Regions from separate parts of the Mus musculus genome. Here all the other regions are linked to region 1. The links are chromatin loops, found by intact Hi-C in ENCODE. Cell type or tissue: left cerebral cortex. All regions are shown on one strand. Region 1 overlaps Auts2 (autism susceptibility candidate 2). Region 2 overlaps Auts2 (autism susceptibility candidate 2). Region 3 overlaps Auts2 (autism susceptibility candidate 2).

Region 1 (4,000 bases):
TTCCAGTCACTCTACAGTGGAAAGGATGGAGAGAACACATTAGACACGGAGAAGGCTTTTGGACTTGACAGCTGTCTAAGAGTCTCTCCATTTATACTAGAACAGAGAAGGAAGAAGTTGCATATGAAATGATGCCAGAGACCAGTCTCCTAAACAGCCTGCAAACAGCCTAAAGGCTCACCAGACAGGTGGGGTTGTGTGTGCACTGCACTCATAATACTAAACATCATTAAGGAAGATTTTAAAAAAATAAATTCAAAATGGATCAGAGATTTAAGTGCAAAAAATGGTAGGCCATACCTAGAGAAAAACACAGCAAAAACCCTTTATGTCTGGCATAGATTTGGTCCCGGGAGAATAATATATAAAAGAAAAGATGGGTGAATTAGGTTTCATTAAAATAAAAATATGTAAAAAAAATAAATAAATAAAACGTAAAACCAAAACCCAACCTAAACTAAACCAAACCAAACTAAACAAAAGGCAGGGTGGCAGTATACAGTAAACACTTTTAATCCCAGCACTCGAGAGGCAGAGGCAGACAGATCTCTGAGTTCAAAGCCAGCCTGGTCTATCTACAGAGTGAGTTCTAGGACAGCCAGAGCTACACAGAGGGAAAAAAAAAAATATATATATATATATATATATATATATATATATATATATATATATATATATATACATACATACATACACATACATTACCAAGCAAATGAAGATTCCAGAGATCAGGAGAAAAGCATTTGCAAAATGTTCACCCACATTCTTGTGTATCCAGAACTGTATACAGGACATGGCAGGACTCTGGCACTGATGATCTTACAGAACGTGTGTATGTGTGTGTGTGTGTGTGTGTGTGTGTGTGTGTGCATGTGCAGTTGTATGTAGATGAATAGAGGCCAGAGCAGGATACTGGGTATCCTGCTATACTGCTCTCCATTTTCTTCCCTTGAGACATGGTCTGACACTAAACAGCTGGCATCCAGTAAGTCCCAGTGATCCTCCTGTCTCCACAGTCCATAATGGTGGGGTTACAGACCTATCGAGCTATGTCTACCCTTTTATGTAAGTTCTGGGGATTTGAACTCAGGTCCTTAGGCTTGTCCAGCAAGTACTTTTCCCCACTGAGTCATTTCCCAAGCACATAGATTAAAATTTTGTCTTAAATTAGCTCCCTACTCTCTGTGTATGTGTGGTGTGTACATGTGCATGTGTCTATATGCATGTGCACAAATGTGTCCATACCAAGGTGCACATGTGTAGGTCTTAGGACAACATGATGGGGTTGGTTTTCTTTTTCCATTATGTGCATCCAAGGAATCAAACTTATGTTGTCAGGTTCATTTGCCCACTGGCCTATTCCACCCGTGTGTGTGTGTGTGTGTGTGTGTGTGTGTGTGGCTATGGCACGCAGTTCCAGTACTGAGCCATATTCCTAGCCCTTATTATTAGCATAAACACTGATAATGATATGTAGGGTCAAAAGCAACTAAGAGGCTTGGCCTACCACTGAAATTTGAGCAACAACACACATATGTGCACGTATATGTGCATACACATGCACACATGCCAAAGCCAGGTGTAAATTCTTAAGGGAATGGAAAATAGCTGTCCTTTCAAAACAACTAAGAAAACCTTAGGGAGACAGGTATCATGCAATAACAACCAACGAGCCTGTTTGTGGAGCAGCTTTGAGAGGCAGCTGCTGATTCCTAAATGAATAGAACAGGTTCTCAACCCTTGCTTTTCTTCTCTGTTGAAAAGATGTCAAGGTGAATCCAGAAAATGCTTCAAGCTGCTGCTTGCCTTGAGGTGTCACGGGCTCACCCTCTGTCTGTTCTTGATAAAGAGACAGCCCCAGTGCAAGAAAAGAGCAGCAAAGTGAAGAAGAAAAGAGACAAATTGGATGCTCAACAACCAGGCTTTCAAAGGAGACAAGCACTGAAGGCTGAACGGGGAGTGTGAGCTGTGAATTACAGAAACCAAATTCTTTCAAAAGCAGAACATATTTGTCGATTATTTTTCTTGGCACCGGGGAGCCAGACGAGAACAAGGAAAGAGCAAGATCCCAGCCCCCACCTTTAAAATTATGCATAGGCGCGCATCGGTGTCTCTGTGTGGGCATGTGCAGGCAGTGCGGTGCTTGAGGAGGCCAGAGAAGAGCATGGGTATGCTGGAACGAAAGTTAAAGGCAGTTGTTAGCTGCTCAACAAGGGTGTGGGAACTGAACTCAGGTCCTCTGGAAGAGATCTCCTTAAGCACTCAGCTAGCTCTCTAACCCCCAATTTCTCTTTTATGATCCCATGTGCTGTCTTCTCCATGACAACAGTGCCAAGAAGGTAAAGGAGGCATATCATGTGGGATACAGCCTGACAGAGGACTGAATGCTAAACAAGACTCTATCCTTAGCTTTCTGCCATTCACAAGAGCCAAGCACCCTGCAGGTTACTTCCTGGGACTCCTAAAATTGTCAAAGTTAACCTGGGGTCATGTTTCAGGACAAACCTCACCTGTGGAGCAGATGAACCCCAGAAGGCAGGGCTCTGAAGCTGGCCACTCTGGCGAGGACTGCTGGCTGGCAGGACACCATGTTCCTCCCACCCTTGTCAGTAGACATTTCCTGGGGAACTCTAGAAGCCAGTTCTCAGAGAAGACATATGGTGCTTACTCAGTATGGAAGAGTGCTAACGAGACCAAATGAGATGGGCGAGGGGAAAAGCTGACAGGAGGTGAGAACCAGCCTGGAGGACAGAGGTGGGCTGCTGCCTCTGTAAGGAAAAGCCCAGCTCCCAGCCGAGGGCTCTTCTCCTTGGTGGTGAGAACAGCTGTACTGGCAAACCTCGTCACCCCATCCTCCACGGTTCTGAGTCACCCAGAAACTGGTCTCTCCTCTAATCCCACCATAAAACAAGAAACTGACACTCTCACATGAGGCCTGTCGTTGGAAGGGTGAATGGCTTCTAAAGATTACAGGAAGAGGGCAGGGAGGACAGCACAGTGGGCAAAACATTTGCTAGACAAGCTTGAGGCCATAACTTGCTATGCATTCAAGGACGAGCTTGAATTTCTGATCCTCCTGCCTCCACCTCCCTAGTGCTGGAATTACATGTATATGCTACCATGCCTGGTGTGTTAAGTGCTCGTGGATGGCACCCAGGGCTGTACATTCTAGACGAGTTCTCTGTTAGTAGAACTGTATTCCCAGCACATCAAAATATGTGTTTAGTCTCTAGAAAGCACATAAGCAAGCTGGGCATGGTGGTGTGTCCTTGTTATCACCATGCTAACCTGCAATGCTGCAGAAGCAGAGATGGGCTTCCCGAAGCTCAGTGGCGAAGGAGCCTAGTCTGTCTAGTCCACATGAGCTCCAGGTCAGAGACCTTGCCTCAAAAACAAGGTGGTAAGTGAGTTAATAAGACATCTGGCCGTGACACACAGCTGTACACACACACACACACACACACACACATACACACACACGCACACGAGCTCGAGCAATGTCTGGAAGACAGCAAGTGGCCAAACAATGGTGGGGTTGTCAAAGCTGGAGTGTCTCCACACAATCTTATCAGAAGGACCAGCCACAGTTAGCAGGCGGAAGCAGGCGGAGCACGCATTGGTTGGTTTTCAAAATATGTTATTTCCAATACTCAACAGATGTTCTTTGAATTCTGATGTGAAAATACAGGCTTTTTTATTTATTTTTTTCACTGACAGACTCAAAGTACACTTAATATAATAATCTCGCAAAGTCCAAAGATTATCTCACAGTTTGGAAAATACTATGTTGAGTCATTAGTCCCATGACTCAGTATTTTCAAAACTCACCAGATAAATATGGTATGCTAAGACTTCCTGGTAACGACCTTCTATTTTTGCAAGAAAAAAAACACAGCAAGACTTCCCAGAAGCCTCAATTAAATCTGGAAAATGTTTGTAAGATATTCGCAGGCACAAAACTCGAAACATGCGCAAATGTTTTCGGAGATTATGGCTCTGG
Region 2 (4,000 bases), 300 kb after region 1:
TATTAAATTACAAAAGAATAAAGCGTCAGTTGACAAGAGGGTGTATTATTTACTAAGTCAACCCACAAAGGTTCTTTAAATAAATTCTTTGTTCCTTTCCTTTTCTTTCTTTTTCTTTCTTTCTTTCTTTCTTTCTTTCTTCATCATCTTCTTTTTTTTTTACTTATTTCCTTTACATCATGCTTACTGCCCCCTTACCAGTTACCCCCTTCCATGATCATTCCTCCACCCTCTCCCCTCCTCCTCTGAGCAGGTGTGGACCCACTTGGTATCCCCCGACCTTTCAAGTCTTGGAGGGGCTAAGTGCATCCTCTCCTACTGAGGCCAGACAAGGCAGCCCAGCTAGAAGAACACATCTCATGTATAGGCAACAGCTTTTGGGATAGCCCCCCTCCAGTTATTCAGGACCCATATGAAAACCAAACTGTAATCTGCTACCTATGTGCATGTTTTTTGGTTGGTAGTTCAGACACTGAGAGCCCCAAGGGTTCAGGTTTCTTGACTCTGTTGATCCTCCTCTGGAGTCTCTCTTCTCTTTGCGGCTAGCTATCCCTCCTCCTATTCTGCCACAAGAGTCCCAGAGCTCCATCAACTGTTTGGCTGTGAGTGTCTGTCTGTCCGAGTCAGCTGCTGGGTGGAGCCTCTCAGAGGCTATTTGGAACAGTAGCACAAACATTGTATAACACCGTCCTTGAAAGAATCCAAGAATATATCCTAGGTTGACAAAAATAACATGGCTAGCTTACTGTCAACAAAAGAAATAAACAAAAAAGACAAACTGACTCACATCCCTGGATATTAGAATATTACTTCCGGGTTAGAGAAATGGCTGGGTGGTTGCAGACAATTGCTGTACTTGCTGCTCTTGCAAACACCCTGGGTACGAAGTCTGCTCAACAGGACCTGTATGGAGCCCCTCCCAACAACATCACTAATCCAGCGCCACAGGATCTGACGCCCTCTTCTGGACTCTAAGAGCAACTGCATGCACATGGCATACACTTACAGACAGACCCAAAAAAACAGCAAAAAAATGCAAAACTTTCCCTGTTAACATCTAAAAGACAAGTTTTCCAGATCCTTTCATGTTGAAAATTATTCAAGCCCTGGGCCATTGACTACAAAATCATACAACCTTGAGGACAGACTCGGGAATCACACTGACTCTGATGCCTGCCTGATAGAGCTTTTTTTGTTTTTTGTTTTTTTTAAAGGTAAATAGCAAATAAGCACACATAAAAGCAACCAAAACTGTCTGTATTTACTTTTCCCTGAAAAAAGGATATAGATGATACAACGCATTCTTTGAGTACACGAGGAGCAGAGATATAAGGTACACGGGTGGCTGGCTTCATTCCTTGGGTCTCATAACATAACATAGTTAGGAGGAACCTGCTGCGGACTGAACTAACTCCATATTGACAGGATGAATGTAAGGGGGGGAAATCTACAAACAAGAATAAACCCCCAGATGCTAATGAAAAACATAGACCCTACTAGATCAGCATTTTAACCTCAGACACAGAGAGACATATGCATAGGGGGTAACAAAAAGAAAAATACACATGACAACATTTACAGTTAATACATTTAAGAGAGACAGTGTGGTTTTCTTCTTTCTATGCCCCTCTCCACCAGTCTTTGAATCTAGGAGCTAAGCAGAAGTTTTCCTCTTCAGTAGCCTGTAGATGGTGCTACGAACCTGTTTTTCTTTCGCGGAGAACTGCAGTTTCATCACCAGAGGAAGCTAATTTATATATCCCATTTCTTGTACAGCTTAGAAAGGTGAATGGGGATACCATACCTTCTCACAGGTCACTGAAAAGGGCTACCTGGATAACTAGCTTCAGAAAATGGATATAATCATCCTTTTAATTGTGCACAATAACCAGTGATTGCTACCTTCCAGGTGGGATGACAGAGAAAGGCTCAGAGGTGACTGCAGCTGCTTCAGATACAAGCTCACTCTGTTCCACTACCCCATGGAATATGTGACCACGGCTTGATATTTGCCTGTCCTAAACTGTTCTCTGCAGCAAGCGGTGACAGAGAAATTTAAACACAGACAGATCGCTGTACCAAGCTGTCCTCAAAGGTCAGTGAAATCTTAGGTTTCTTTTCTTTTCTTTTGTTTTTTAAATATGTAGTTTATTTTGAACATACGCGTATTGTGTTCGAGTTCAAGAAAGCACATCTGTAATGGGCTGTTTTAAAACTCACCTTTTTAGGGCTGGGACAGTGCTTGCCTTGCAAGCATGAGAACCTGAGCTCAATCTCTAGCACCCACAGGAAGTTAAGCAGGGTGCTGAATGCTCCTCATCTAACACAGGGGAAAGGAACACAAGATGATCCCGTGGGCTTCCTGACCAGCCTGCCTGGGCTAATTAGGACAGCACTATTCCCAGTGAAACCCTACTCCAAAAGGCAAGGTGAGTAGCCCCTAAGGAACACCTCCTAATGATGCCTCATCTTGGTTGTCAGATACAACCCAAGAAGCTGGGCACTCGGGTCAGGGACTTTCTTGACTGAATCAATTTAGGTGAAAAGACCCACCCTAAATCTCAGCCATCCTTCTACTGGCAGCCCACATAAACATAACTGACATGGAAGAAGACACCTTCAGCTCTTTGCCTGAGTGCTAGCAACTCTTGCTATCAAGTTCATCTGCACTGTTATTGAAGCATTCCTTTGCTGGCATTGCAACTGATTTCTTCAGGATTCACTTAAAGACTGTATTGGGAGCTCCTTAAAAGAAGAGATGAGCGTTGCTTCTCAGTGTCTGACAAGAATGGATTTGGCACTTGGCAAGCACTGGATAAAGAGTAAATAAATTATCACACTGAATTAGGGAAAATCAATACCTTAAACAATCAGTTCTCCCTTGAATTACACTCACATGAAACACACAATGAACTGACTAGAAGATTTTAAACTGTAGGATACATAAAGGGAAAGTTCTCTAACCCACTTAGATACCTATCTATAAGTAAGCAAACAAGACTTTAGCTATTGATAACGGACATTAAAAAGTTGGATGGGCATGGAAGACCATGAAAGAGGTAGAGATAAGACTCCTGGAGAAGATGGCTAGCCAGGTTTTATAACCACTGAGGTCTGGCTTCAGTGAACGAACTTACTTCAAAAATAAACTTGGAGAATGACCAAGGAAGACATTGGACTTAACTTTGGGGCTAGACACCCATCTTTATACATACCTGAACACATGTAACACTGCATGCAAGTACATAAACACAACTACATATTGAAAGAGGAGGAGGAGGAGGAGGAAGAAGAAGAAGAGGAGAAGGAGGAGGAAGAGGAAAAGGAAGAGGAGGGAGAGGAAGAGGAAGAGGAGGAGGAGGAAGAGAAAAGCAAAGGCCAGGTGAGGTATTCAGTTGTTAAGACCGTTTTCTTACTATGCATGAACCAGGCATAATGGTACATGCACACTGGAGGTATACATGTCACTCATGTACATGTCACAAGTCAGGAAGATCAAGAGTTCAGGGTCATCCTCACCTATGCCAGAAGGAGATACATAAGTCCCTGCATAAAAAACAATCAAAAGAAAATCAAAACAAAATTATTAAAATTGAGTGATGATCAGAATCTGAAAACACTGGCGCATGTATTGACTGTTAGAGTATGGGTCCCACTTGTACAGAAGTGTCATTACAGAGAAGCTAAATGGCAATGATATAAACAACATCAACAAAGGCAAAGCTGAGAGATCACCTGCCAGGCAGCAGCCTCTCCATATGTATACCAGCTTTTATAATAATCAAAAGGTTTATGGGTAGCTCAAGTGCATTTTACATATGAGGACAGACACCGAGGAGATGACTCAGCAGAGTGCTGCTGTTCTTTCAGAGGACCAGACTTTGTTACCCACTACACATGTCAGGCAGCTCATAACCAATTATAACTATGCCTCTAGGGGCTCTGAAACCCTCTCCTACCTTCTGTGAGGACTGTATTTACATACACACACTCTTCCACA
Region 3 (4,000 bases), 210 kb after region 1:
GTCTGGTGCAGTATTGTGTACTCTGGATATGACAGGGAGGCTTCACCCATGGTGCCTCAACACTATGGCTGTTTAAATGAGACCCAAACAAATCCCACACCAGTTTACATACCAGCATAAATAGGGAACTCACAGGGCCCCACCCCTAAATGAACGGCTACAACTGATGAAAAATTGCTGAGAGGCAGAGGGGTGGGGGAGGGAACAGGAGAGAGAGAGAGAGAGAGAGAGAGAGAGAGAGAGAGAGAGAGAGAGAGCGAGCGAGAGAGAGAGCACACACATGTGAACGAACGAAAGCCTTCCCCAGGGATGGGCTCCTTAACTGGTTATCCAATACCAAATGATCCACCCTAAAAACATACACATTGGAGGAAGCAACGCTAGTTGGTTTCAGCAGATATTTATATATTTATTTGTTGTAATATAAAAACACAATAATAATTCAAGAAAAAGAGGCCATGAATTTGAGACAGGATGGCAGGGGAGAGATATAGAAGGGTTTGGAAGGAGTGTAACAAAATTTAAAATAAAAATTAGAACAAATCTAAAAAATTAATGTATTTAATAATACATTTATAATAAAATTTAAACATGCAAAGAATTTCCCAAATTATAACAAATGACCATGGACTTTTTATAATTTAACAACTAAGAATGAGACAAGGTCACCATTCTGCAATTTGCACCTGATCCCAGGACTACCCTCACAATATGAGTAACATACAGAAAAACAGTAACGACACAAACTCCATCCTGAGAAGGGTGATGCTGTACAACCCCCTCGCCTGTAGTATGAGTCAAACGGTATCTGTGGGCTGCCTTCCTGGAGAACTGAGAGAGTGACAAGTAGCAAGCCAGAAACGTTGGATAAATCACTAGAGTTAGAGAAGAGATCCCAGCTATGAGGCTGGTGTCCTATGACACCCAAATATGTAAGGAGGCTGAGGATCGTTCAGAGAAACAGGCAGGATGCTTGTCCCTGATCTAAGAGGATTTTAAGTCCCTTTCACAAGAGCTTTAAGCGCAGTCTGGGAAGTAACTCTCATAACTACAGGCTCAGGGGCTCCAGCACTTACATATCTTCAGGGGCTTGAAAAATGGATCAGGAGGTAAAGTGTGATCCACAAAAGCATGCAGACCTGAGTTCAGATCCCCAGCACCCAGAGAAACAACCAGTTTTGGTGAAAAATGTCTATAATCCCAGTGCCAGGAAGGCAGAGGTGGTAGGATCCTTGGGAACTCAATAGCCAGCCAGCCAGTCTAGCAGGCTAATTGTGAATTCCAGGTCCAGTGAGAGAGCCAATCTGAAGCAGTGTCATCTCTCTGCTGCCTGTGATCACTTCTTCCAAGAACACTTGCTGTTGGCATCACAGAGGAATGCCTGCAACTTATAATCAATGTCTTAAAACCCGAATCACTGAACACTTCTTCCGTAACTGCCAGCCCAAACCTCAGACATGTTAAGAGGTCTTGACCTGCTTTAAAACCCTGGAGGGAGTAAACAGGTAAGAACCATTAACAGATTAAAGGGAACAACTGTCATGCATGGGCAGCCCAGAGAAGAGATCATTCCAACAATGACATCACCAGGGTGAAAGATGAAAGCACCTGTGTCTAATGGCCATACACAGTGATACACATCCAATCGGACAGAGTCAAGGCCCTCTTGAAAGCCATGGAAAGGGACATAAAATGTTTCTATACTCTGGGTGCAAAGGGCAAAACTCTATTTTTATTTGGTTCAATTTGTTAGTGGTGCCCTCAGTCACAACACTGCTCAGTCACCTGATACCAAGTTTATGTCCTCATTCGCTGTGTGAAGACAGAGAAACAGATATACTTAAGAGGATGGAGAGAGAACTCTGTAGTTACACCTTATGAATACTGTGTGCACAGTGGATGCGAGCTCAGTTCTTAGCACCTACAACAGGAATTTACAACATCTGTAACTCCAGCTCCAGGAATCTGACTCCCTCTTCTGGGCTGTATAGGCACTGATACTGCTGTATACATATTAACCCACCAAGGCACACACATTCACATAATTAAAAACAAGAAGAATGAATTTAGAAAAAAACCTCAAAGGTACATTTTATTGCTTACTATTAACAGTTCTACTCTGTGCACATTAATTATGTCATTTGGTTGAATATTCACAACTCTATTTGGCGGGTGGTGAAGTAGAAACAGAAATATCAAACACCCTGCCCAAGGTCACACGGCTAGTCACATGAATCATTCTGCCGCTTCGGACTTCATCACACATATTTCAGAGTGAAATTTTGACTGCATGTCTCAGAAGGAAAGAGATCCAGAACTGTTTAAATCAAAACAGAAAATGTATTCAGTGAGCTGACGTTTAAAAAACAAAAAAGAAAACCTTATACACACTCCAACAAGTTTCAGTACGCTTGCCAAAAGGGAAAGAAAAACCCAGCAAATTGATTCCAAGTTGCCTATAATTTCATTTATATTTAGAATATGAGCTGAGCAGGGTATGCGTATGCAATGAGAGAGAGAGAGAGAGAGAGAGAGAGAGAGAGAGAGGGAGGGAGTGTGTGTGTGTGTGTGTGTGTGTGTGTGTGTGAGAGAGAGAGAGAGAGAGAGAGAGAGAGAGTATGTGTGTGTAATACTCATGGTATTCAAAGCCTCCCCCAAACGTGCAAAGTTTGTTCCAATCCTTCTCTATTTTGCCTACTTTGAGAATCCTTTGCAATCTGCTTATGTAAATAGTGCTCTTCACTGCTGTTCCCATCTCTCAAATCTTCTGCATAGATTGGAAAACTGACAGACCTAAGCAGACATCTTTGGAACACAAAACCAGGAAGACATAAACAAATATCACCGGATCAAAAACAAAGGTTTCTTCAAAGCCCTTCAGCAAAGTGAGACAGATACAGCTGAAGAACTGAGAGGCAAATGCAAGCACTCTTGGATTAGCCCAAGAATGGGCAACTGCAGGTAACAACACATACCTCACCTGCATGCAAATACAGACTCCGTGATGCATGGACTACAGTATCAGTTTCATGAACAAGGACAACTTCTGGGTTTTCACCTTAGTTTACTAAAATCTCCACTATAGGACAGGGGAGCAAACAGAAGGTTCTGGAGGGAGGAGGGATACTGAAGCAAGGGACAGTGTTTAAAAACGAAACAAAACAAAACAAAACAAAACAAAACAGTTCTTCCTTGTTCAGCTAAAGGTAGGGAAACTTAGTCTTTTCAAATTCAACAGTCCATGATTTAATGATAAGGATTAGCTCATCTGTGGTGATTTCCACATTTCAAAGAGTTGTCAAAGGCAATTAATGAGAAAACAAACAAACAAACAAAAAAAAAACAGTATGGGACTCAACCTGATAGTGACTCACCTTCATTACAAACTTAGTGAAGCCGTTCTCATAAAAGGACCATGAGCACAACATAAACACTGTATCTCAAGTTGGGGAAGAGGGGCCAATCACAGAAACTGTAAATACATTACTTCCATTTAAAAGCAAGAGACTCGCCAACGTGGAAGTCAGTCCCTGAAATCGAGTACTACACGTGATGCCGTTGGACTGACACTGGAAACAGAGCCCGGCTTTGATGAGGGCTTGGCAACTCCACTAAGGATTTTGCAGGGTGATAACGGAACAATGTGGGATTGGAAACACATTCCGCAGAGGGGCATTTTTATCATAGCTGAGAGCGGGACAGACATCTGGTACTCATCTTCTCCATGTACGCTAATAACACGACAGCTCTTGAGATAAGCAAAGTAAGTTGATTTTACCAAGGCAACTTTTACAAAATGAGTAAGTTTTATAAGCGAAGCAAAGTTGACCCAGCACAAAAAAACAAACAAACAAAAAAACAAAAAACAAAAAACAAAAAAAAAAACCCAAAAACAAAAAACCCTTCCAAATCCTAATCAAGGATTCGCTAGTTATCAAATATGTCATTAAGTAATAAAAGCATTCCAAGAACTAAGGAGGTAAAAAGCAAAACAAAATGT

What was found. A loop is a pair of places that touch in the nucleus more often than their neighbours do. Peaks named below come from ENCODE experiments on the same cell type or tissue, not always from the same donor. Only the 100,000 strongest peaks of a DNase experiment are listed, where the experiment ranks them.
Region 2: a loop joins it to region 1, with 2.3 times the contacts of the local background. A loop is called at or near these places in 2 of 42 quality-filtered maps.
Region 3: a loop joins it to region 1, with 7 times the contacts of the local background. A loop is called at or near these places in 4 of 42 quality-filtered maps.

The regions. Positions count from the first base shown.
Region 1 is chr5:131,810,807-131,814,806 of GRCm38, forward strand. The region is part of intron 4 of Auts2 (autism susceptibility candidate 2); the gene reads right to left. Among named protein-coding and RNA genes, the nearest start is that of 4930563F08Rik, 67 kb to the right of the region's middle. In left cerebral cortex, no CTCF peak of the experiment used is centred here; DNase peaks (open chromatin) are centred at 2,107, 2,699 and 3,608; H3K27ac peaks cover 1,836 bases.
Region 2 is chr5:132,114,137-132,118,136 of GRCm38, forward strand. All of the region lies in intron 2 of Auts2 (autism susceptibility candidate 2), which reads right to left. Among named protein-coding and RNA genes, the nearest start is that of 4930563F08Rik, 240 kb to the left of the region's middle. In left cerebral cortex, CTCF peaks have their summits at 973 (motif pointing left) and 1,689 (motif pointing right); DNase peaks (open chromatin) are centred at 1,718 and 3,855.
Region 3 is chr5:132,025,593-132,029,592 of GRCm38, forward strand. The region is part of intron 4 of Auts2 (autism susceptibility candidate 2); the gene reads right to left. Among named protein-coding and RNA genes, the nearest start is that of 4930563F08Rik, 150 kb to the left of the region's middle. In left cerebral cortex, a CTCF peak has its summit at 1,987 (motif pointing left); DNase peaks (open chromatin) are centred at 807, 1,909, 2,439, 2,719 and 1 more place.